Linked DNA regions of Homo sapiens: regions 2, 3, 4, 5 and 6 are each linked to region 1. The links are chromatin loops, found by intact Hi-C in ENCODE. Cell type or tissue: PC-9. All regions are shown on one strand.

The links. A loop is a pair of places that touch in the nucleus more often than their neighbours do. Peaks named below come from ENCODE experiments on the same cell type or tissue, not always from the same donor. Only the 100,000 strongest peaks of a DNase experiment are listed, where the experiment ranks them.
Region 2: a loop joins it to region 1, with 17 times the contacts of the local background. A loop is called at or near these places in 31 of 110 quality-filtered maps.
Region 3: it touches region 1 in a loop (5-fold over the local background); 20 of 110 quality-filtered maps call a loop at or near these places.
Region 4: a loop joins it to region 1, with 27 times the contacts of the local background. A loop is called at or near these places in 100 of 110 quality-filtered maps.
Region 5: it touches region 1 in a loop (2.1-fold over the local background); 2 of 110 quality-filtered maps call a loop at or near these places.
Region 6: a loop joins it to region 1, with 4 times the contacts of the local background. A loop is called at or near these places in 6 of 110 quality-filtered maps.

What each region holds. Positions count from the first base shown.
Region 1 is chr16:19,373,310-19,377,309 of GRCh38, forward strand. All of the region lies in intron 1 of LOC105371114 (a long non-coding RNA gene), which reads right to left. Among named protein-coding and RNA genes, the nearest start is that of LINC02858, 41 kb to the left of the region's middle. In PC-9, CTCF peaks have their summits at 2,484 (motif pointing left) and 2,691; a DNase peak (open chromatin) is centred at 2,472; H3K27ac peaks cover 395 bases.
Region 2 is chr16:18,981,555-18,985,554 of GRCh38, forward strand. TMC7 (transmembrane channel like 7) reads left to right here and starts at 2,380. Exons shown (of 16, transcript NM_024847.4): 1 at 2,380-2,576. The coding sequence starts at 2,510. RefSeq lists a silencer at 2,291-2,350. In PC-9, CTCF peaks have their summits at 2,320 and 2,519; a DNase peak (open chromatin) is centred at 2,357; H3K4me3 peaks cover 1,420 bases.
Region 3 is chr16:19,177,640-19,181,639 of GRCh38, forward strand. SYT17 (synaptotagmin 17) reads left to right here. Exons shown (of 8, transcript NM_016524.4): 4 at 2,752-2,900. LOC124903658 (a long non-coding RNA gene) reads right to left here. Exons shown (of 2, transcript XR_007065012.1): 2 at 3,109-3,807. Among named protein-coding and RNA genes, the nearest start is that of SYT17, 11 kb to the left of the region's middle. In PC-9, CTCF peaks have their summits at 2,446 (motif pointing left) and 2,651; a DNase peak (open chromatin) is centred at 2,432.
Region 4 is chr16:19,084,919-19,088,918 of GRCh38, forward strand. No RefSeq gene overlaps it. Among named protein-coding and RNA genes, the nearest start is that of COQ7-DT, 19 kb to the left of the region's middle. In PC-9, a CTCF peak has its summit at 1,730 (motif pointing right); DNase peaks (open chromatin) are centred at 1,873 and 2,933; H3K4me3 peaks cover 2,567 bases; H3K27ac peaks cover 1,456 bases.
Region 5 is chr16:19,282,787-19,286,786 of GRCh38, forward strand. It overlaps CLEC19A (C-type lectin domain containing 19A), which reads left to right and starts at 2,945. Exons shown (of 5, transcript NM_001256720.2): 1 at 2,945-3,153. The coding sequence starts at 3,066. In PC-9, no CTCF peak of the experiment used is centred here; DNase peaks (open chromatin) are centred at 1,025 and 1,655; H3K27ac peaks cover 1,642 bases.
Region 6 is chr16:19,234,436-19,238,435 of GRCh38, forward strand. All of the region lies in intron 7 of SYT17 (synaptotagmin 17), which reads left to right. Among named protein-coding and RNA genes, the nearest start is that of CLEC19A, 49 kb to the right of the region's middle. In PC-9, no CTCF peak of the experiment used is centred here; a DNase peak (open chromatin) is centred at 2,376; H3K27ac peaks cover 2,032 bases.

The sequences.
Region 1 (4,000 bases):
TGGGAGGCCGAGGTGGGCAGATCACTTGAGGCCAGGAGTTCAAGACCAGCCTGGCCAACATGGTGAAACCCTATCTCTACTAAAAATACAAAAACTAGCTGGGTGTCGTGGTGGGTGCCTGTAATCCCAGCTTCTCAGGAGCTGAGGCACAAGAATTGCTTGAACCAGGGAAGCAGAGGTTGCAGAGAGCTGAGATCGTGCCACTGCACTCCAGCCTGGGCAACAGAGCGAGACCCTGTCTCAAAAAAAATTATGGATCTCAAAGTGGGAGATTATCCTAGATTACCCAATTGGACCAAATCTAATAACACAAGTCCTTATCAATAGAAAGGAGAGGCAGAAAAGTGGGTCAGAGAAATGCTATAAGCAAAAGACGCCTCCAGTCACTGCTGGCTCAGAATATGGAGGAGGGGAACACAGTATGTGGAAGTTTCTAGAAGATGACAACAGCCCTTGGCTGATGGCCGGACGGAAAACCAGGGCTCCATCCCTATAGCTGCAAAGGGCAGAATTCTGCCCACAACTCAAATAAGCAGGAAAGGGAATCTCCCTTGTAACATCCAGAAAGAAATGCAACCCTTTGCACACCTTGATTCTAGTCCAGTGAGACAAATTTTGCACTTCTGACCTATAGATATATAAGATAATACATTTGTGAGGTTTTTTTATTCTGGTAAAAAAAAATACCATCTTAACTCTTTTTAAGTGTACAGAACAGTTGTGTTAACTATAGGCACATTGTTCTGCAATGAGCCTCTAGAAGTTTTTCATCTTGCAAAAACGAGACTATATCCACAACAATGCCCTGTTTTCCTCTCCTTCACGCCTCCTGATAATCATTGTTTTACTTTCTGTTTATAAGAGTTTGACAGCCAGGCATGGTGGCTCATGTTTGTAATCCCAATGCTTTGGGAGGCCAAGAGAAGAGCATCACTTGAGCCCAGGAATTTGATACCAGCCTGGGCAACATAGTGAGCTCCCATCTCTACAAAAATTAAAAAATTAGCTGGGTGCAGTGCTGTGTGCCTGTAGTCCCAACTACTCTGGAGGCTGAGGCAGAAGGATCACTTGAGCCCACTGAGCCCAGGAGTGAGCTATGACGACACCACTGCACTCCAGCCTGGCAACAGCGTGAGACCCTATCTAAAAAAAAAAAAAAAAAAAAGGTTGATTAATTTGGATACCTCATATAAATGGAGTCATGCAGTATTTGTCCTTCTGTGACTGGTTTATTTCATTTAGCATATTTCCTCAAAGTTCATCCATGTTGCAGCATATGATAAGATTTCCTTTTTTAAGGCTGAATAATATTCCATTATGTGTATATACCACATTTTGTTTATCCACTCATCCGCTGATAGATATTTAGGTGCTTCTACTTCTGGTTATTGTGAATAATGCTGCAATGAACATGGGAGTACAGATATCTGCACAGATGCTTTTTCAAATATTTTAGGTATATACCCAGAAGGAGGATTGCTGGGGCATATGGTAATTTTTTGAAGACCCTCTGTACTGTTTTCCAGAGTGGCTACATCATAAATTTATGTTGTTTGCAGCCACTAAATTTGTGACAATTTGTTGTGGTAGTGATAGGAAACTAATATTGGGTCTTTATTGATTTTGCTTCTTTTTATTAACGTTTTCTTTTTTTTGAGACAGAGTCTTGCTCTGTTGCCCAGTCTGGAGTGCAGTGGCACAATCACGGCTCACTGCAGCCTCAAACTCCTGGGCTCAAGCAATTCTCGCAGCTCAGCCACCTGAGTAGCTGGGCCTACAGGTGCATGCTACCATGCCCAGCTAACTTTTTCTTTCTTTTTTTTTTTTTTTTGTAGAAACAGGGTCTCACTTTGTTTCCCAGGCTGGTCTTGAACTCCTGGGTTCAGTTCATCTTCCCACCTTGGCCTCCCAAAGTGCTGGAATTACAGGCATGAGCCACCATGCTCAGCCTTTTTTTTTTTTTCCAACCTTTTTGACGTATAACATACACACAGAAAAATGCACCTGTAAGCAAACAGCTTGCTAAGTTTTCACAATTTATCACCTGTAAAACCAGCATCTGGATCAAGAAACAACTCTATGACCCCTCCCCCAGGAGCCCCCTCATACCTGGAAGGAGCCTGTGGGAACTAGCAAGAACCAAGGCCCAGGAAGGTGCAGTAAGTAGCACCATATATTTATTTGGAAAATATCAAGTACTCTTTGAAAATGCTTAATTGATAGAATTGTTGGAGGAAAAGTCATTCCTCTTCTAGGGAAATCCATTTAATGTTTCCATTTTTAATGACTTTTAAAGGGATCTTCAAGAAGGTTTTTCATGTGCTGCAAACAGAAATCATTCCATAAACTTATGGGATTGTTCATTAAAAACGACTTTTAAAAAAAATGTAAACCCACCCCTGCTGTCAATCTTAGGGGGAATGAGAACACAGGTCCAGTTATTGACTGTGGCCTAGCCTCTTCCACCACCTGCTGGTGGATTATGGGAACCTCATCACCATGTGATGCTTGTTTGGGGTATTTTTCATTTCTTCTATAAATACATATTGAACAAATAATATGTGTTGGACACAGTCTTATGTCCATAAACTCAGGATTTGGTAGAGAAGATGGACATCCATTCACATATAATAACTGTAAATTTACGAGTGTAATAAATTCAGCCGTGACAAGAGATCCCCAAGCTGTCTGTTCATCAGATCCCCATAAGAATTTTGTTAGAATAATTTTTACCAAAAACCCCACTCCCAGAGATCTGTGTCCATAGGCCTACTGTGGGGCCCAGGAAATCTGTATTTTCTGTCAGCACCCAACAAGATTGTTGATGCACAGATAAGGATGTCGTAGATCGGTTTGGGGTGGGTTACAGGGAACTTTGAACGTTGAATTAGACTTTAAATGCACTGACAGTAAAATTACAAACAAAGCAAAGATATCAGAGCACCAAGAACCAGTGAATGGAAATCATCAGGTTAGCAAGGCAGTTGGAACTGGAGAAAGTTGTAGAGGGAAGAGGGAGAGAGAAAAGTAAACGGGGAGATTGATTATAAGGCAGGGAATTGGGTTTTATGGAAGAAGAGGGAGAGAAAAAAGCAAGAGAGGCCAGGCACGGTGGCTCATGCCTGTAATCCCAGCACTTTGAGAGGCTGAGGTGGGCGGATCTCTTGAGCTCAGGAGTTCAAGACAAGCCTGGGCAATGTAGTGAGACCCAGTCTCTACCAAAAAAAAAAAAAAAAAATTTAGCTGGGCATGGTAGCATGCGCCAGTAGTCCCAACTGTTTGGGAGGCTGATGTGGGAGGACGGCTTGAGCCTAAAAGACAGAGGTTGCACTGAGCTGAGATCACTCCACTGCACTCCAGCCTGGGCAACAGAGTGAGACCTTGTCTCAAAAGAAAAAAAAAAAAGAAAGCAAGAGAGAAAAAAACAGATTTTCAAAAGCACAGCCCCTTATACCAGGATACTCAATCCCTACCACTGTAATCACTGCATCATGTATACAGTCATGCACTGCGACAATGTTTCCACCAACAACAGGCTGCGTACACAATGATGGTCCCATAAGATTATAATGCTGTATTTTTACCGTAACTTCTCTATGTTGAGATATACAAATACTTCCCGTTGTTTTACAATTGCCTAAAATCTTCAGTACAGGAACGTGCTGTACAGGTTTGTACCCCAGGAGCAACAGGCTATACCATTATACCTATAGCCTAGGTGTGTAGAAGGCTATACCATCTAGGTTTATGTGAGTACACGCTATGATGTTCACACAGAGATGACCTTGCCTAATGACACATGTCTTGAAACAGATCTTCATCGTTGAGCAACTCAGGACTGTACTATAAGGGCTCAAAAGAGTCAAAACAGTAAGCATAACACTCAGGGCCCGGTGTGGTGGCTCACCCCTGTAATGCCAACAGTTTGGAAGGTGGATCACTTGAGCCCAGGAGTTTGAGACCAGCCTAGGCAACATGATGAAACACTATCTCTACAAAA
Region 2 (4,000 bases), 390 kb before region 1:
TAAGATAGTGAGTTTTCACATGGCCCACGCCCAGTTTCCCCTACTATTAACATCCTACATCAATATGGTACATTTCTCACAATTAATGAACCAAGAGTGATACATGACTATTAACTGAAGTCCCTACTTTATTAAGATTTCCATAGTTTTTAATGTGTTTTAACTTGTGTTCCAGGAACTGAGTAGCTCAGATTATAGGCGTGCACCACCACATTCAGATAATTTTTAAAATTTTTTGGAGAGATGGGGTCTCACTGTGTTGCTCAGGCTAGTCTCCAACTCCTGGGCTCAAGCCATCCTCCTACCTCAGCCTTCTAAAGTGCTGGGATTATAGGCATGAGCCACTGCGTCCAGCCTTTTTTTTTTTTGAGACGGAGTCTCACTCTGTTGCTCAGGCTGGAGTGCAGTGGCACAATCTCGGCTCACTGCAAGCTCCGCTTCCTGGGTTCAAGCAATTCTCTGCCTCAGCCTCCTGAGTAGCTGGGGTTACAGGTGCCCACCACCATACACAGCTAATTTTTTGTATTTTTTTTAGTAGAGACAGGGTTTCACCATCTTGGCCAGGCTGGTCTCGAACTCCTGACCTTGCGATCCACCTGCCTTGGCCTCCCAAAGTGCTGGGATTACAGGCATGAGCCACCACACCCAGTCTCCAGCCTCCTTTTTTTTTTTTTTTAAATGACCTTGACAGTTTTGAGGAATACTAATCAGGTATTCTGTAGAATGCCCCTCAGTTGAATTTGTCTGATATTTTTCTTATGACCACAGAGGTAAAGTGCCCTTCTCATCCCATCGTAGGAAGGGTGCACACCATCCTCATGGCTTAATGTTGATGTTAACTTATTTACTTATTTACTTTTTTTTTTTGAGATGGAGTCTTACTCTGTTGCCCAGGCTGGAGTGCAGTAGTGCAATCTCGACTCACTGCAACCTCCGCCTCCTGGGTTCAAGAGATTCTCCTGCCTCAGCCTCCCTAGTAGCTGGGATTACAGGCGCCCGCCACCATGCCCAGCTAATTTTTTTGTATTTTTGGTAGAGACAGGGTTTCGCCATGTTGGCCAGGCTGGTCTCGAACTCCTGACCTCAAGTGATCCACCTGCCTCGGCCTCCCAAAGTGCTGGGATTACAGGTGTGAGCCACTGATCCCGGATGATGTTAACTTTGATCATCTGTCTGAGACAGTGTTTGTCAGGTATTATCTAATATAAAACCCACCCTCACCCTCTTCCACCACCACTTCCATACTGCACTCTTTTGGAAGGATGTCGCTATGGGCAACTCACACTTAAGGAGTAGGGAGCTAAGCTCCCCATCCTTAAAGTATCTACGTAAATGATTTCAAAATCTGCACAGGAGATTTCTCTCCATTTTCCCCATTTATTTATATTTAGCAATTACTTTTCTTTTTCTTTTTTTTTCTGAGATGGAGTCTCCTTCTGTCGCCCAGGCTGGAGTGCAGTGGCGTGATCTCGGCTCACTGCAACCTCTGCCTCCTGGGTTCCAGCGATTCTCCTGCCTCAGCCTCCCTGGTAGCTGGGACTACAGGCATGCACTACCATGCCAGGCTAATTTTGTATTTTTAGTAGAGACAGGGTTTCACCGTGTTGGCCAGGATAGTCTCGAACTCCTGACCTCAGGTGATCCTCCCGCCTCGGCCTCTCAAAGTGGTGAGATTACAGGTGTGAGCCACTGCGCCTGGCAATTTTATGTTTTTAACCTGCACACGAACAGAGGTAGAGATGAAACGAGGATATAGTGCAAAACGTAAAAGACAAACACTGCACGTGGTTTTCTCTTCACTCGGCCCTCTAGCTCCCCACCCAGAGCTACCACAGGTAGCCAGTTTTTTGCACCCTCTAGGGAGATAGCTTAGGCATTTACAAGCATGTACAAATATATTTTTTGGTTTCCTTTTTGTTCCCAAATGGTAACTTACTAGATGCACTGATTTGGAGTCTTGGGGTTTTTTGCGTGTGGACTTTTTATTTTTTAATTTTAAAGATGGGGGTCTCACTGTGTTGGCCAGGTTGGTCTCAAACTTGTGAGTTCGTGCGGTCCTCCAGCCTCGGACTCCCAAAATGCGAGGATTACAGACGTGAGCCACCACTCCCAACCAGTTATTTTTGTTATTTATTTCTTTATTAGATCAGGTTTGATTTTAGATGCAGGGGGTCCATGTGCATGTTTGTTACATGGGTGTACCGGGTCCTGGTGGAGACTGGGCTCCCAGTGCGCCCAATCTATTGTTATTTTTTAAGCTCAGTGAGACATCAGGGAGGTCGCTGCTTGTCGCCACCGCTGGATGGAGCCTTGCCGGATCTCCCGGGCTCTGCAGCCCCTCTGCGGTCCCTGATGCTCGGCTCCTCGCGGGGGCGCCCCACTCCGGCTTCTGTGATGTCAGCGCCGGAACCTGGAATCCCGGCTCCGCGAGGGAAGGCCGGGGAGGCGGCGGCGGCGGCGGCGGCTGGAGAGGGTCCTCGGCAGCCTCTGAGGAGCGCGGGGCGCGGCCATGAGCGAGTCCAGCGGCAGTGCGCTCCAGCCCGGCAGGCCCAGCCGGCAGCCGGCGGTCCATCCAGGTAGGGCGGCAGGGAGCGCGCGCGGGGACGGTGCCCCTGGGGTCCGAGGGCGCACGGAGGGAGCCGGGTGCTGGAGGCTCGGCCTGGCCGCTGTTCCCTCCCACCCCCGACGCCGGGTGCTCCCGGCTCTGGGGAACAGCAGGTGGGAAGGAGATCTTCCTTATTCCTGCTCCCTCCACAAACGCGTCCTCATCCAATCCAGTGGAACCCAGCCGGGCCAAAAGGACACGAGAACTGCAGTCTGGACCGTGGTGGGTTTGTCTTCCAGCTGTTGACCGAGACAGTCTTTCAATAGCCTCATCTGCTGTTAAATGAAAGGATTTGAGCACCCCCTCCACGCCTAACATTCTGGTATGAGGTGCCTGCCTCCCGGACATTTCAGCCTTCACATACAGTTAGACCAACTTGAAACCGAATTCTGCCTTGTCTGTTTATTGCTGTGGGACCTTTGGTAAGTGGCTTGCCTTCTCTGAGCCTCAGATCCTTCAGCAGTAAAATGGGAATAGAATGGGGCGGGGATTAGCTGAGAATCGTGTGATGTGTCTAGCACAGTGCCTGGCATTGTGGCTAGACAGTCACAATAAATGGTAGCCAGCCAAGTATTATAATCTTTTGTATCGGGTAGAATTACAGTAAAGTATACAGCTCCATGAATTTCTACAGAAATATGTACAACGGCTGCCCAGTCAGGATAAAAAAGTTGCCAGCACTCAGGCAGGGTTCCTTGTAGCATTTGGAGCTTACGAATCTTGTCCTGAACAAAACACAAGACCCTGCTGTAAAGTTTTATCTGCAATGTTTTCTCTTTTTCAGTTTTAGAATAGAGATTTACTGAAACCAAGGATGTAGGGCCGGGCGTGGTGGCTCACGCCTGTAATCCCAGCACTTTGGGAGGCTGAGGCGGGTGGATCACGAGGTCAGGAGTTCAAGACCAGCCTGGCCAAGATGGTGAAACCCCATCTCTACTGAAGATACAAAAATTAGCCAGGAGTGGTGGTGGGTGCTTGTAATCCCAGCTACTTGGGAGGCTGAGGCAGAGAATAGCTTGAACCCGGGAGGCGGAGGTTGCAGTGAGCCGAGATTGCGCCACTGCACTCCAGCCTGGGCGACAGACCAAGACTGTTTCAAAAAAAAAAAAAGAAACCAAGGATATAGAATAAAACATGAGTGTAGATTTGGTCATTGAGGCCTTCAAATTGGATTGTTCCCAATGTCCAGAAGAAAAAAAAAATTTAGAAGAGACCCAAATCAGAAAACAAAAGTTGGGGTGGATTCAATGCGAATTATTTTCTAGCTCAATATTAATACTGCTTATGTCAGCTGAATTTCAGCCTTTCAATAACAGCTAGTCAAGTATTTTTTTAGTTGGTTCCTATTAATAGTCATCTTATTTTAGTGGAATCCATTATATTGAAGATGTCAAG
Region 3 (4,000 bases), 200 kb before region 1:
TGAGCTGGCCCTTTGTGTGTGCTCTGCGTGTGATCTTGGGGATACATTAATTGTCACATATGCTCATGTCCTGTGGGCCCCCAACTTTTCTTGGCTGGGCTGGGCTGGTGAAGATTAGGAAAACTGCACAATCTGACTGGTGCTTTTTGAAGCAATGCCAGAAAGACCCTCATTGAAGAGTGAATTAAAGTCAAGTTGGTTGATTGTTTGTCGAACAAGCACATATTGAATGCCTACAATGTGCAGAGCTCTTACAGCCCTCTCAGAGATGCCCCACTTGGCGATTGGGAGTGTGTGCCATTTAGAGTTTAGCATTACTGGCTTAGCTGGGGTTCTGCCTTTTAACAGTGGTGCAAATTAGTTATTCATCCTTCTCCCAACCTGTATTAGTTTGTTTTCTGTTGTGATAAAGGGATACCCAAGACTGGGTAAGGTTCAAGTGATTCTCCTTTTTTTTTTTTTGAGACGGAGTCTAGCTCTGTCGCCCAGGCTGGAGTGCAGTGGTGCAATCTCGCTCACTGCAAGCTCTGCCTCCCGGGTTCATGCCATTCTCTTGCCTCAGCCTCCCGAGTAGCTGGGACTACAGGCGTCCGCCACCACGCCCGGCTAATTTTTTGTATTTTTTTTAGTAGAGATGGGGTTTCACCGTGTTAGCTAGGATGGTCTCGATGTCCTGACCTCGTGATCCACCCGCCTCAGCCTCCCAAAATGCTGGGATTACAGACGTGAGCCACCGTGCCCGCCCAGTTTCAAGTGATTCTCATGCCTCAGCCTCCCAAGTAGCTGGGACTGCAAGTGCATGCCACCACGTCAGGTTAATTTTTGTACTTTTAATAGAGATGGGGTTTCGCCATGTCGGCCGGGTTGGTCTCGAACCCCTGACCTCAAGTGATCCACCCACCTCAGCCTCCCAAAGTCCTGGGATTACAGGCATGAGCCACCATGCCTAGCTCCTGATAACACTTTTGAAGAACATCAGATCAGTCTCATCTCATGCACAGGATGCGTCTGAAGACCTCACAGCATTCAAAACTTGCATTTTTCAAGACGAGTTTTCCCATAGGCTTTAATGTCAAGTTGGGGGGTATGCAGCCTCGGAAGGCATAAATCTACAGCCATTATGGCTTAGGGGCATGTTATTAGCAGCATCAGTCTCAAAACGACGTCACCAGCTGTTTTTCTACCTCCTTTCCCATCCCTCCAGCATCCTTACCTAGCTTTATGAGTATTGGGGGGGATCTTAAAGCCACCCCAGTTGTAATAATATCAACTAAGCTGGGCATGGAGGCATGCATCTATAGTCCCAGCTACTCAAGAGGCTGAGGGCGGGAGGATCACTTTGAGCCCAGGAGTTCGAGTCCAGCCTGGGCAACATAGTGAGACCCTGTTTCTTAAAAAAAAAAACAATGAATTGATCGATCAATCAATAAAAAATGTTTCAAGATGTATTGAGCAGCTGTTTACTACGCAACCAAGCACTGTTCTAAGCATTTTATTTATTTTTGAGACAGGGTCTCTTGCTGTGTCACCCAGGCTGGAGTACAGTGGCACAATCATAGCCCACTGCAGCCTCAAACTCCTGGGCTCAAGCAGTCCTCCCGCCTTAGCCTCCCAAGTAACTATGACTACAAACACAGACCACCATGCCCAGCTAATTTAAAAAATTTTTTTGTAGAAACAGAGTTCTGCCATGTTGCCCAGGCTGATCTCAAACTTTCGAGCTCAAGTGATCCTCCTGCCTTAGCTTCCCAAAGTTTACATTCTTCACAAAGTTTACAGCTGTGGGCCACCATGCCCAGCCAACTTTCAGTAGAGATGGGTCCTGCTGTGTTGCCCAGGCTGGTCTCAAACTCCTGGCCTCAAGGGATCCTCCTGCCTTGGCCTCCCAAAATGCTGGGATTATATGTGTGAGCCACCATGCTCGGCCTCTACGCATTTTATATGTGTTAACTCATTCAGTGTTTACAACCACCGTATAATGTGGGTACTGTCAATATTTCCACTTTACAGATGGGGAAATGGAGGTACGGGAGGGGAAAGGGACTTGCCCCAGCACCCAGCCAGGGTTCAGCCCCAGCGGTTCTCTCAATGACTACCCTGTATCGTCTTCCTTCTCCATCCACCCCTACATCCTCCTTCCCAATTTCTCAGCAGTTCTTTATTGGGAGCACATTGAGTCACGGCTGCTGCTAATTTATAGCTATTTCTTTACATCAAACTTCTGTTCAGAAATTGTTGATTTTCAGGGCCATTTCTGCCGCGCAAAGAACCCTTGAGTGACATTGTTATAGGATATTTTTAAAAGATCTTAAATTATAGACACAGTGACTGTTGAAATACCAGGACACTTGTAACCAAAAGCAGAAGTTCGGATGCCTATAAAACAACCAGACGGTTCACTCCAGGCTGGAGATTGACAGGTCTCGGGCTTCACTGAGCCAAAGTGGCGCCCCCACGTGGCGACAGCTTAACTTTACACAGCTCTCCACCCAACCCCAGCTTTGAAATTATGCAAGTTCTTGACAGATTGTTCTAAATTGGGGAATATTTCTTCATATCATTTCACATTTTGTGCAAAAAGCAAGACGTTGTTGAGAGTTTAAGGACACCACACTGTCAAATTTGCATTATTCCATGTTGCATAAAATGAGTCTGAGAGCGGTTTCATCGTGGGTCTTAACCCCCAAGGGACAGAGATGCCAGTCCCCGGGGATTCCTGGACAGCTACTGAGACCTCTTCCCTTCCTATAGGATGGCCAGCCGGAGCAGTGACAAGGATGGTGACTCTGTCCACACGGCCAGCGAAGTCCCGCTGACCCCACGGACCAATTCCCCGGATGGAAGACGCTCGTCCTCAGACACATCCAAGTCTACATACAGCCTGACGCGGAGGATTTCGAGTAAGTATCTCTGCTTTACCTTTCTGGGGGCCCTGGCTGGCTTTCCCAGACACTCTCCCACGGAGAGTCATGAAGGGCAGTGTTATTGCTGGGGGAGGGCGGCAGAGTGGGATGACAGTCCAGGAGACAGGGCGAGAGAGAGATAATGACGGTGTGACAGAGGAGGGCATCACACCTGATTGCTGCTGAGTTTAATCAAAAGCAATCATTTTGATTGATTTTTGCTTTATTAATTTTAAGTTTGATTGAATTGGCTGAATTGATTAACATTGTCAGTGTATATCATTTCAGATTCTGAAAGATGAGTGTGGCTATATTATATAGCAGGGTTTGTCAATTCTGGTGACTTTGGGAGCTAGGCGGGTTGCATCAGTGGCCAAGTGCAGAGGTTGCATAGAGATAAACATTGCCTGAGTGCAGTGACAAATGGCAGCTGCCGCTCTGTCTGGAGAGTTACTAGGGCAGGGTGGGGACTTCGGTCAATTGAAAAGCAAATGCCCCATTGAAAGGGGGCCAGGGTGTCTGCTACTCAGCTCTGGCCAATGGTAGCTGTATGGGATTGGGGGCTCCGTATTGTCTGATCTTTGTAAAGAGATATTGGCAATCTGGGTTTTTTTATGTGAAACATTCTTACTTTCAAGCCTAAACAAAATGTATGTGTGGCCATCAAATTTGACCACCCAATTTGTCCACTCTGTTGTGTGGCGTATGTGTTTGACCAAACAGCATGATTTGGGTGAGGAGGAAAAAGGAGGACAAACACCCAGAGGCTCCCAACCTCCTTCTGCTCCACAAAAGTATCTCTGCTCTGTGTGAACCGATGTCTGAAATTCACCAGACAGAGGGAAAAGCTTCAAATGCATGAAACAAATCCATTCAGGTGGAGATCATTGGTGTCCAACCTTTCCTGGGGATAGAGGGAAAAGAAAAAAGTAGAAAAAAAAAGAGTTCAAGGGCATGAAATAGTGAAACAGAGGGAGCACTGGATTTCTTTAGGCCTCAGTCTTCCCATTTGTAAAATGAGAGGGCTGGTCTAGAGCTGCGCTGTCTGGTATAACAATCACTAGACACACGTAGCTGTTGAGCACGTAAATGGTGTG
Region 4 (4,000 bases), 290 kb before region 1:
CAACATGTTGACTCCAACCTCATGAGCGGCCCCAAGCCAGAATCAACCAGCTAAGTCACTCCTGAATCACTCAGGAGTGATTAGACCCTCAGCAACTATTTTAGATGATAAATGTTGTTTCCAGCTGCTGAGTGTTGGGGTCATTTGTTATGCAGCAATAGGTAACCAATACACCAGCTCCAGGTGATGTGGAAGCACGTTAAAAGTGTGAGGCGCACTGAGCCAGACCATAAACTCCTGCAAGGCAGACACCAATTTGGTCGTTTCCATGTCTTCAAGGCTTAGCGGAGTACCTGACATGCAATACATTTTTGTTGGACTAAAGACAAGGTTAAATTGCCCTGTTTTTAAAACATTAAAACTTTTTTTTGTAATAAAAATGCATGTATGCACATAGGAAAATATCCCAACAGTGCTAAAGGGTATTTACAGTGACAAGTAAATCTCCCTGTAGACTGTTGATTAACAGTAAATTGGTAAATCTGTTACCAATTTCCTTCGAGATAAGCTAGTAGCAACCTACCACTAAGTGCATTTTTCTCTTTTTTTCCACCTCCAAAAGTAATACTTGCCTCAAAATCAAATATAAACTGCATATAAGTAGAAAAAGGAAAGAGAAAAATAAAAAAAGGCTCTTCTTCCAAATGTTCCCTAGAAGCAACTACTATTAATAATTCAGTGTGTATCTTTCTGGATGGTTTTTAGAAATCTTTTATCCACATACATGTTTGAGTTTGTATTGTTCCCCAAATGGAATAATATTATGCATTGGATCTGCAATCTGTGCATTTCACTCGGTGACCTACACTGGCCATCTTCCCAAGTCAGTTCATAGAGCTCCATCTCGTTCCTTTAATTGGCTGCCATACTCTTCTATGAACCACTGCTGACCTGACCCAGCTCCTACCACAGCCCAGGCCTGTGGTTGAACCTCCTTGGCCTGGTTCCAGAGGCTGTAAACTTAACTACTAAGCCATTCTTCCTCCGCTTATCTTATCTTTTTGCCTCTTGGTGGACATCTGGGTTGCCTTTTTTTTTTTTTTTTTTTTTTCCTGAGACAGGGTCTCCTATTGTCCAGGCTGGAGGGCAGTGGGGTGATCATAGCTCACTGCAGCCTCAAATTCCCAGGCTCAAGCGATCTTCCTGCCTCAGCTTCCCAAGTAGTTGGGATTATGGGCGTGAGCCACACCACGCCCGGCCTGGGTTACTTCTAACACAGGCTTTTGGGGGCCCCCTAACGCTTAGGAGGACCATCTTTCAGAAGGAGGGACCCCTGGGAAGGAAGGACGAGCTCAAGGTTTTAACCCTTGGGAAGATCCCATACCTCTGATAATTTAATAAAAACACCAGACCCTCATTAAGGTCCTCCTTAAGATCCCTTGATCCAGGTGATTTGAGGCCAAGAAAACACAACCTTTCCCAACTCAGGGAAACCAAAGACACCTTTCAAAGTGGAGCTTCAGCCTCAACACCGCTCATGTCTGGCTTCTGCGGGTTCCCGAGAAACATCCCGGAGCGCAAAGCACTTTCCCACCTCATGTGTTCAGAGCTTGAAAAGGCGCTTCTCGCCCCCAGGACGTGCGTCCTCCCACTTCTGCCTCTGAAACGGCAACCCTGAGGGGCTGAGCCCGAGCACTGCAGGTTCTTTCATCCTGGATCGCGTAGAGATCGGCTCCCGGGCGCGCCAAGGGCAAAGAAGGTCTCGGGCCCTCGGCGCCCGCCTGTGTCCGGCAGAGGGCGCCCGCGCCCCACGCTGCGAACCCTGCGAGGCTCTGTTGCAAGGCCGGCGGGACAACGCCCGGCAGGAGGGCCGGGTCATTGCTGCGCGTTATATATGGTACATATGATACCCTGGCCACAATCCTCCAGTCCCGCGATCTCGACTTTGTTGAACGGGAACTGATGTCACGTGTGTGCACGGCCAGAGGCGGAGGGCTCGGCTGGCTGCTCCAGTCTGCGCCGTCCATGCGTCTCGGGTGTCCTATCCCGGAGGATACATTTTTCTTTTTCAGAAAAGGGAAACAGGAAAACGGGGACGATTAGACTCTATCTAGGGGAGCCATGTGGAAAAACCAGCTTCAGGCATCAGACAACATCCAAGGGGCTGCACTGTTTTTTTGTTTTTTTTTTCTGTAAGAGACAGGGTCTTGCTATGTCGCCCAGGCTAACCATAGCTCACTGCAGCCTCTAACTCCTAGGTTCAAGCGATTCTCCTTCCTCAGCCACCTAAAGTGCTGGGGTTACAGGTGTGAACCACCATGCCCATCTAATTTTTTTTTTTTTTTTTTTTTTTTTTTTGAGACGAAGTCTCGCTCTTGTCCCCTAGTCTGGAGTGCAATGGCACGATCTCGGCTCACTGCAACCTCCGCCACCCAGGTTCAAGCGATTCTCCTGCCTCAGCCTCCCGAGTACCTGGGATTACAGGTGCGTACCACCACACCCAGCTGATTTTTTAAATTTTATTTTAAGTAGAGACGGGGTTTCACCATGTTGGCCAGTCTGGTCTCGAACTCCTGACCTCAGGTGATCCACCGTCTCGGCCTCCCAAAGTGCTGGGATTACAGGCGTGAGCCACCACGCCCGGCGCCCATCTCATTTTTATTTTTATTTTTAATGACGAGGTCTCACTATTTTGTCCAGGCTGGTCTCGAACTCCTGGCCTTAAGCGATCCTGCCTCAGCCTCCCAAAGTGTTTCTTTCTTTCTTTCTTTTGAGAATTTCTCTTTATGATACTTTCTTCCCTGCACTTAAAAAAAATCCAATTATATTTCCAAAATTAGAATTTCCCAATGTTTAACCCTGGATTTTTAACTGGGCATGCCAGTCAGAATAAACCCGAGATTAAAAAAAAAAAAAAAATCTATGAATGCTCCTGCTCTATCCAGTCCTACTGAAGCAGCAGCTATGGGGCTGGGCCTAAGGGATGACCGTATTATAAAAACTCCCACAGGACCTCTGATGTGTAGCCCTGGTTAAGAAGCAATGGTTTAAGCCGGGTGCGGTTTCCAGCACTTTGAGAGGCCGAGGCAGGCAGATCACTAGAACTCAGAAGTTTGAGACCAGGCTGTGCAACACAGGGAGACCCTGTCTCAATAAATTTGGCCGGGCGCGGTGACTCACGCCTGTAATCCCAGCACTTTGGGAGGCCAAGGCGAGTGGATCACTTGAAGTCAGGAGTTCAAGACCAGCCTCACCAACTTGGAGAAACCCTGTCTCTACTAAAAATACAAAAATTAGCCAGGTGCGGTGGCAGGTGCCTGTAATTTCAGCTACTCAGGAGGCTGAGGCAGGAGAATCGCTTGAACCCTGGAGGTGGAGGTTGTAGTGAGCTAAGATGGTTCCACTGAACTCCAGTCTGGGTGACAGAGCGAGACTCCGTATCAATAATAATAATAATCATAATATTAATAATAATTTTTTAAAAAGAAGAAGCAATAGTTTAATTCCACAAAAGCATTCATCCTAAATCTGCTTCTGCTTGGATGTACTTTCCCCGCTTTACATCCTACTTGCCTGGGCTGATTCAGGATGTCCATTCTGTCCCGCTTTTCCTGCACTGTTTTCTGCTAGGATATGACCTATTGTTCCAATTTTCTGTAACTTATTCAGTGCTGTGACAGCTGGAAACATGTTTCAGACCAAGCTGTCTTTGCCAGGTGGAAACAATGGCAAACACCCATGCTTCCCATTCTGCTGGGGCGGCAGCCTCTCTATGGTATTTTCCATGCCTAATTTCTAAATGGCTTTATTGCAACAATTAAAAAAAAAAAAACCTGCACGGGAATGACACCTGTTGCACTTACTTATTGATGCTCTGTGTATGTGTGTATGTTTAAATAAGACCACATGGGCACTTAAAGAATAATTATTGGAGTTATTCATTTGACCGCTTTAAGGGCACACATTATTCTAAGTGCTGAGGAATAAAAGAATTTTAGAACATGAAATTCATATTTTCCCCTTATATCATTTAAAAGCAACACAAAACATTTCACTTTTG
Region 5 (4,000 bases), 91 kb before region 1:
CACACAACCCACCTGGGACGCAGAATTGATTCAGCAGGTCTTGGGGGGCCTGAGATTCTGCATTTCTAATGTGCTACCAGGAGATCCCCGTGCTGCTGGCCCATTGACCATACTTGTGTTTGAGCAAGTAACAAATATCTTGTGTGTCTCCATTCAGAGAGGGTACATGAACTGATTTATAAAAACCTTCAGGCATCAAAATACAACACAGATAATTTAGGAGGTTTATTTGCCAAATCAAAGGATTCTCCACTTTTTAGAAGGATTTCTAGTGGCCTGCTTTGGACCACTCTTCTCCTTCCCACTTAATGTGTCCACACCCAGAGAGACATTGCTATGGTTTGAATGTCTGTCCCCTCCAAAACTCAAGTTGAAATTTAATTGTCATTGTGATGATATTGGGAGGCGGGACTGGTACTGAGTAATCAATGGGCTTGCTACCCAATGTGCCCAGAGGCCAATATCATGGCACTGGCTTTTAAGAAGAGAAAAGCTTTATTGCTAGTCAGCTGGCAAGGAGACAGGAGGAAAGGCTCAAATCTGTCTCCCCACGCTAGGGTTTGGGTCAGGTTTTATAAGCATAGGGTAATGAGGCATGATCTGATTGGATCTTGCAATGAGATGATGTGGGGAGGCATGACCTGATTGGATCCTGCCATGGGGTAACGTCAGAGCTCAATCCGATTGGATTCTGGATCCTGCCATGTAGTGTCTGCTTCTGAATTCAGTCCCTGCTCCTCAGTCTGAGCACTTAGGTTCCCCCTGTGGTTGCACACTTGGTTCATCTGGGCATGCTCAGGTTACATGACCTTCAATCTGAGGGTCCATGGCAAATGAAAAACAACTCACAACTTTGTTACGTAAAAGTTGAACTAGACTGGTCCGATGAGGTTACAGGACTTTTAAGAGGTGTCTGGGTTATAAGAGCTCTTCCCTCATACATGGATCAAAGATGTTATCACAAGAGTAGCTCAGGTATGGCAGGAGTGGGTTCATCCCCTCTTTAAAAAGCTCTGTCTCTCTCTCTCTGTGACTCATCTCTCTTTTACCCTCTCACTATCCACCATATGATGACTCAGCAAGAAAGCCCTCACCAGATGCCAACACCTTGATCTTGGCCTTCCCTGTCTCTAGAACTGTGAACCAATAAATTCTGTTCATTATAAATTACCAGTCTCAGGTGTTCTAGTATAGCAGCACAAAACAGACTAAGATAGACACTTTTAAATTCCAAGCAGCACCCAGGAACATGACAGCAGGAGCCCCCAAATTTCAGCTTGCAAGATGATAGGGAGTAGGGAGAAAATATCCAAACTTTCTTCCACATTTATATCTTTTATCAACCTTTAATAATGTCCAATGTGGGTGTGTGTGTTTTATAACAGAAATAATATATTAGTACAGTGAGTCGTACCTGCACATCACTTATAAACATGTAATAAATATATCCCATTTATAAATAAGTAAGTGTGCATGCTCTGGGATATGCACCAGTACACTAGTTTTGAGGCAACAGATCTACCCGAGGAGGCATCCTGTAGGTTGAAGCTGAGCCTGAGCTGTGCTCATATTCTGAGTCAGACCTTGGCAGACTTTCAGCTCCAGTGCCAGCAGGCAAGGCAAGCTGTGTGGGCACAAGTTAAGTTATTTCTCACAAGCACAGCAGCAGGTGTTCCAGAAAGACTTGGAAGCCAAACAGACACATTCCAGTCCCTGTGAGTGCCAGCCACATGAGGTGTCAGGGCACCTGGCAGAGCATTTCTGGAGAGGAATAAGGGAGTGCAGGGGCAGGGGATGTGGGTGATGCCAAGGAAAGCCTTGCACTAGATCAATGACAACAATAGCAAATGTTGCTGTCATTTATTGAGCACCTACTACTTGCCAGCATCTATGCCAAGTTTTAGAAACAAATTACTTCATTTAATCCTTGTGAGGTAGGTACTCTACTTATCCCCCATTTTACAGAGGAGGCAACTGAGGTTCAGAGAGGCAAAGTGACTTGTCTAAGGACACAGAAAGTGGGGGAGAAAGACTGTGGTTTTTAGAAATATTGATTCTCCAAAAGAGCGATGAGATCCCAATGAAAACACTAGGGGTTTTTAAACATTGAATTCTGAGCAAGCCACACAGTAGAGCTATGCACTAGTGATGACACTTGCACCTCTTTGTGGAGCACTTATTCTGTGCAACACTCTGTTGAATCTTCTACAGATGCCTCCTTTAACCCCCGGAGGAACCCTGAGAGACCCTGAGAGGTGAAGGGAGAGGAAAGGAGGCTGACTCACACAGGCTTCCTGGTGCTTCCTCAGCGGTGGATGCTGTCAGGATCAGACCCATGGGGTGGAGACCTTGGTGAACCGAAGCTCAAAGAGCCTGGCTGAAAGAGATGCTCTTTCTCAGCTCCATGCAATTGTTGCCCTGTAGAAATGAGGGCTATGTTTCGTTAGGTCTTCCGATTTTCCAATAGAAGGCAGAAATCCGGACTTATACCTAGCATCTCTTGGTTTTATACCTTAACAAATTTTTTAGAATTTAAAACTCTGCAGACCAAACAAATGACATCCATGGCCCAGGAGACCTCTGCGCTCAATGCTTACTTGCAGTAATTTTACCTTCCAGTACATATCTACTCTGAGGGAGGTGAGATGCTTTGTCTCCTGTGACAGGCTGGAATGTGAGTTTCGTTACCATCCCATTTTACAGAGGGGGAAACTGAGTCTCAGAGAAGTGCACACCCAAGGCCACAGCGTGACTCAGAGACAAGACTGAGAGCTAAATTTTGTCTTGGTTCAGAGGCAAGCTTGGGAGCTAAAATGTCTCTTGGTTCTTTGAGGGGGGCTGGCCTAGGCTGCTTTGCTTTCAGCTGTCATTCTGAGCTGTCTCCAACAGTGTGAAGAGGAGGGAGGAGAAAAGGAAGAAAAGAGGAGGGGACTGGAGTCCATCCAGTCTGTCCCAGCTCCTGCCAGGCTCCATCTGACCCTAGGAGAGCAATCCTGGACCCAAGCTCCAGCCAAAAAGCCTCTCTCCTCCACTCAGGCTGGGAGGTTGCTTTCTAGGAGCTCAGGATGCAAAGGTGGACACTGTGGGCTGCAGCCTTCCTGACCCTCCACTCTGCACAGGCCTTTCCACAAACAGACATCAGTATCAGTCCAGGTAAGTGCAGGGACCAGGGCTGGGAGCAGGTGGAGAGGAGTACACTCTCAGGAACTTATTCTATCGGTGAGGCCTGGCAGCTTCTGTTGGGGGGTTGGGGTGGCCTGACCCGAGTCTCCTGACAGCTTTCCCCCTACCAGCTTTGTCATGGGCACTCTTCTAGGCCCAGACACAAAAAGTCCTGGGTTTGAATCCCAGTTTTGCAGTTTACAAGCTGTGTGACATAGAGGAAGTTTCTTGATCTCTCTGAGCCTCAGCTTCTTCTAGAAAGTTGGGTCGCAATGGCATTCTCTTTGGGCTACTGTGCAAGGCAGATAAGATAACATGAGGAAAGTGCTTTGCACAGTGTCTGGCACTACAGGAAGATCTGAACATGGTAGTTTTGTGAGGGATTTGGCATCTGGGCCCCAACCCCACCTTGGCTGTGACAGCCTTCCCAGGGAGCTTTCAGAGCTGCTGCAGTGCCACCAGAGGTTAGGTGCGCAGGGAGGGAGACTTGTCCCTCTAATGGCCTCCCTGGAGGCCTGGCCCAGCAACCCCCAGCCTTGTGGGGCATCCCCAGGGATGAGAACCTGTCAGCCTTGGGCATGTGGCCTCCCAGTGTCCCATATGGAGGGTGAGGGTCTTCAAATGAGCTCAACTTCTTCCACTTTGCAATAGGAAGGCTGGGTTACTGATTCTGGGGGACCCTCATCTGGATGAGAAGAGTTCTGAATCCTATAATTTGGTGGCCAAGAGTCTTGACTGTCACCTCTACCAGGTTCTTTCCAGGCTTGTTTATGTTCATATATGGATTTATTTATCATAGCAGTGGCAGAGATATCATTTTTAAATCCCCGTTCAAGTA
Region 6 (4,000 bases), 140 kb before region 1:
CAATCTCAATTTTTATTTTATATATTTATTTTTACCTTTCCTCTAATGCTGAAAATCTCACTATTTTATATAAAAAGCTTTAGAAAGTGCCTTGTACAGTTAGTGCTCAATAAATGTGAAATATGATTGATGATGATGATAATTGATGGACCCTGCCATAGAAGAGCAGGACCTGGAATTACACAGACTTGAGTTTGAATCTTGGCCCCATGATAAATCAGCTGTGTGACCTCAAGCAAGTGACACTGCCTCTCTGAGATCCAGCTTACTTTTGTGTAAAGTGTAGCAATCATTCTTTTTATGGGGGTTAAAGGCAAATCAGCCTGTGGGCCCATCCAGAAGTGGCCACTTGGAAAATTATATCTGCTGTTTTAATCATTGCAGTCTGTGAAAGAGTTGAAAACCTGGTGCTTTGGAGGTATTTAATAGCTCAGCCCAGCAGCCTGTGGTTGTTGCCCCAGCATCTCCCTCACCTGTTCACCATCATTCCAAAGCTGCCAGTGGTATGATGTCTGGGAGCCAGGAATTGACACCAAATCTGTGCCAACTCAGATGCAGAACCAGGCGTTTGTGCTCCCTGAAGTTTCTTGGGATTGGCAGTATGGGGAGATAGGTCAGAGCAAGACCTGGCAGTAGGCACTCAGCGCCAGATCAGTCATGGGAAGTGAGCTGCAGAGCGAAGGGATTAAAGCCAGAGGACCACAAAAGTGAGCCCCTGAGAGCTACAGTATGGGGAGTATTATAAAGGGGAAGAACTTAAGAATAGGTTCCATAAAACTGTGTATGTACTACTGGACTCATCTCCAAGCTACACAAGTGGATATTATTCTAAACAGTCTACTAAAGACACTGAAAACCAAACTATAGGGTGGCTCACCACCTAGGTCCCTTGGGGACACATCTGAGGGGCAGATACAAATAGCATTGCAAGGCCTTTGAAAACTGAACTGACATCAAAATAACAGCAAACAGAAGGCAGGATAGAACTTGTAGCCTGAACTTTTCCATGTCAATTTCTTAAAAAGTCAACATATTCAATAGGATTTAAGCAAGACCTAGAGTCTCATAATATTAAAAATGGCCAGGATACAACCCAAAATGACTTGATTTACGAAGAATTAGCAAAATCTGGCAAATTCTTAGAGAAAGTGTAATCAACAGATGCCAACCACAAGATGGCCCAGATGTTGGAATTATCAGATGAAGACTTTGAAGCAACTATTATAACCATGCTCCACGAAGTAAGGGTGAACCCTCTTGAAAAGAATGATAAGGTAGAAAATGTCAGCAGATCAACAGAGAAATAGAAGATATTAGAATTACGTGGAAATTTTAGAACTGAAAAAGTACAATCACTGAAACAAAATATTTGCTGGATGAACTCAATAGCAGAATGGAGGTGACAGAGGAAGGTGTTAGTGGGCTCGAAGACAGATCCAGAGAAATTATGCAACAGAGAGTGAAAAAAATCGGGGAAAGAAAAGGGTGGGGAGACCTATGGAGAAATATCAAAAAGGTTTAATGTTCATGTCACATGGATTCCAGAACATTTATGTCACATGAATCCCAGAAGGAAAGAAGAAAAAACAGTGGGGAGCATTGGCATGGAGACAGGCGACTCACCCCAGACAACCCCTGAGTTCCTTACCAGATTGCTGGGCTCCTGGCTTAACCAAACCACTCTTGTTCTTCCCTTCTCAGAAAACATTAGCAATTCATGAGGAAGCTGTGTGGCACCATGGTCAAAGTCAGCCAGAGCTGGCTTCTGTGTGACTGTGGGCAAGTTGCTTTACCACGCTGAACCTCGGTTTTTTTCTTGTCTGAACAATGGGGACAGTAATACTTCTATTTATCATGAACCACCTGTATGTTGATTTTCTCATTTAATCTTTCAACAAACATATAAGTTATGATCTATTTTATGATCATTTTTCAGCTGGGGAAACTCGAAGCTTAGGGACGGGAAGTGCAATGAGTATAGCCAACTGCAGAGTGAGAGAACAGTTCACCCAAAACTGCCCTCACTTCAGATACCAGCTGTAAGTTCTGAGGTCTCTAGGACTACCTCCCTTCAGACCAGTTGGTTACAATTTCAGGGCCCCTGTGACCTCCCTCAGGTTCAATAATTTGCTAGAAAGACTACTAGAACTCAGGAAAGTGCTACTTATGACTACAGTTTTATTACAGCAAAAGGGTGCAAATTAAAATCAGCCAAGGGAGGAGACGCATAGGGCAGAGTCCAGGAGGGGTCAAACTCTGAGACTCTAGTCATCTGTCCGCCTTGTGAGTCACAAACAGCATTACCTCTACTCAGTCACTGTGTGTGACAATGCAAACAGTATAGCCAGCCAGAGAAGCTTGTCACGCCTTTGGCATCCAGAGATTTTACTGAGCCTCAATCACATACTGCTCAGGTGGCTGATCTTCAGTCTCTATCCCCTCCCAGAGGTCTGGGTAAGACCTTTCATGATCAGTTTCACCATAAGTCTGAATTGATACTATGTGATCCTAGAGCCCCAATCATAAATCACATTGCTAGGCTAGCCAAGAGTCAAAGCCCCTAGGCAAACAAAGATACTCTTCTTAGGCAGAACATTCCAGGGACCTAGAGATCAGTCCCTAGGAGCCAAAGACAAAGGCTAGGCCTCTTTTTGGGTAAGATTACTTTTTCACTGTTTAGGTAGTAACTAGCAACCGTGCAAAGTCATCCAGCTGGTGAGTGGTTGAGCTGAGCTTCCAACTTAAAGCTGCTTGGTTCCAAAGCCCTTTTCACTCACTCTTAACCACGACATTGATGTTCCTGTGAATCAACTGGGGGTCTTGTTAAAATGTGGTTTCTGATTCCATAAGCCTGAGGAGGCACCTGAGCATCTGTATTCTAATAAGTTCCAGGTGACACCTGTGCTGGTCTGAGACCCACACTTTTGAGGCAGGAGGTGGGACTTGGACACTGGACCAAATTGAGGGCTAGCTAAAACAGGGATGGGGGAAAACAGCTTTCCATAAGACACACCCAACAGTGCGCCATCTCAGTTTACCATTGCCATGGCAACACCTGGAAGTTACCGTCCCTTTCCACGGCAATGACCCGACAACCCAAAAGTTACCACTCTTTTCCTAGAAATTTCTGCATAATCCACCCTTTAATCTACATGTAATTAAACGTAGGTATAAAGGTGATTACAAAACTGCCCTGAGCTGCTACTCAGCACACTGCCTATGGGGTAGCACTGCTCTGCAGGAGCAGTCACAGAGCTGTCACACTGCTGCTTCAATAAAGCTGTTTTCTTCTACCCTACCACCAGCTCACCCTTTAATTCTTTCCCGGGCAAAGCCAGGAACCCTCATGGACTAAGCCCTACTTTGGGGCTCATCTGCCCTGCACCACTTTGAATAGCTAGGAGACCCTCCCTCTGTTCTCCCGTGTCACCCCACTATGGCCAGAGCAGGGTTGGGGGACTATGAGTTTGCAGAAATATCAGTGGGGAGATCAAGTAGAGCCTGCAGGATAAGAAGTTGATGGTTTTTTCTAAGTACATTGAGACGTCTTTGGAGGATGTTGACCAGAGAAGTGATGTGGCTTAGATGTTTGAAAAATATCCTTCCAGCTGTTGAGAGGAGAATCATCTGAAAGACCACTGTGTTAATGGCAGATTGGACTGGAGAGGTGGCAGAAGGGTTTCAGAGAGTCACTCACTGGACTATAATGTTGGAGGTAGGATCAGCAGAACATGCTGATGGATCAGATGTAAAGGACCATTCCCTATCTTGGCCAAGTTACTTATCTCTTCTGAATCAGGATTTCTTGTCTGTAGATCTCAGTTCCCAGCTCACAGGCTATTGTGGGGACAAAAGGAAATAATGTATAAATGGGCTCAGTGCAGTGCTTGGCATAAAGCAAGGGCTCAGTTGATTGTGGTGTTGAACCTGGATGTCGGCAGAGGCCAGAACTCTAGCCAGGCGGTCAGGAGATAGAAGCATAGACCTGACCTGTTACCCT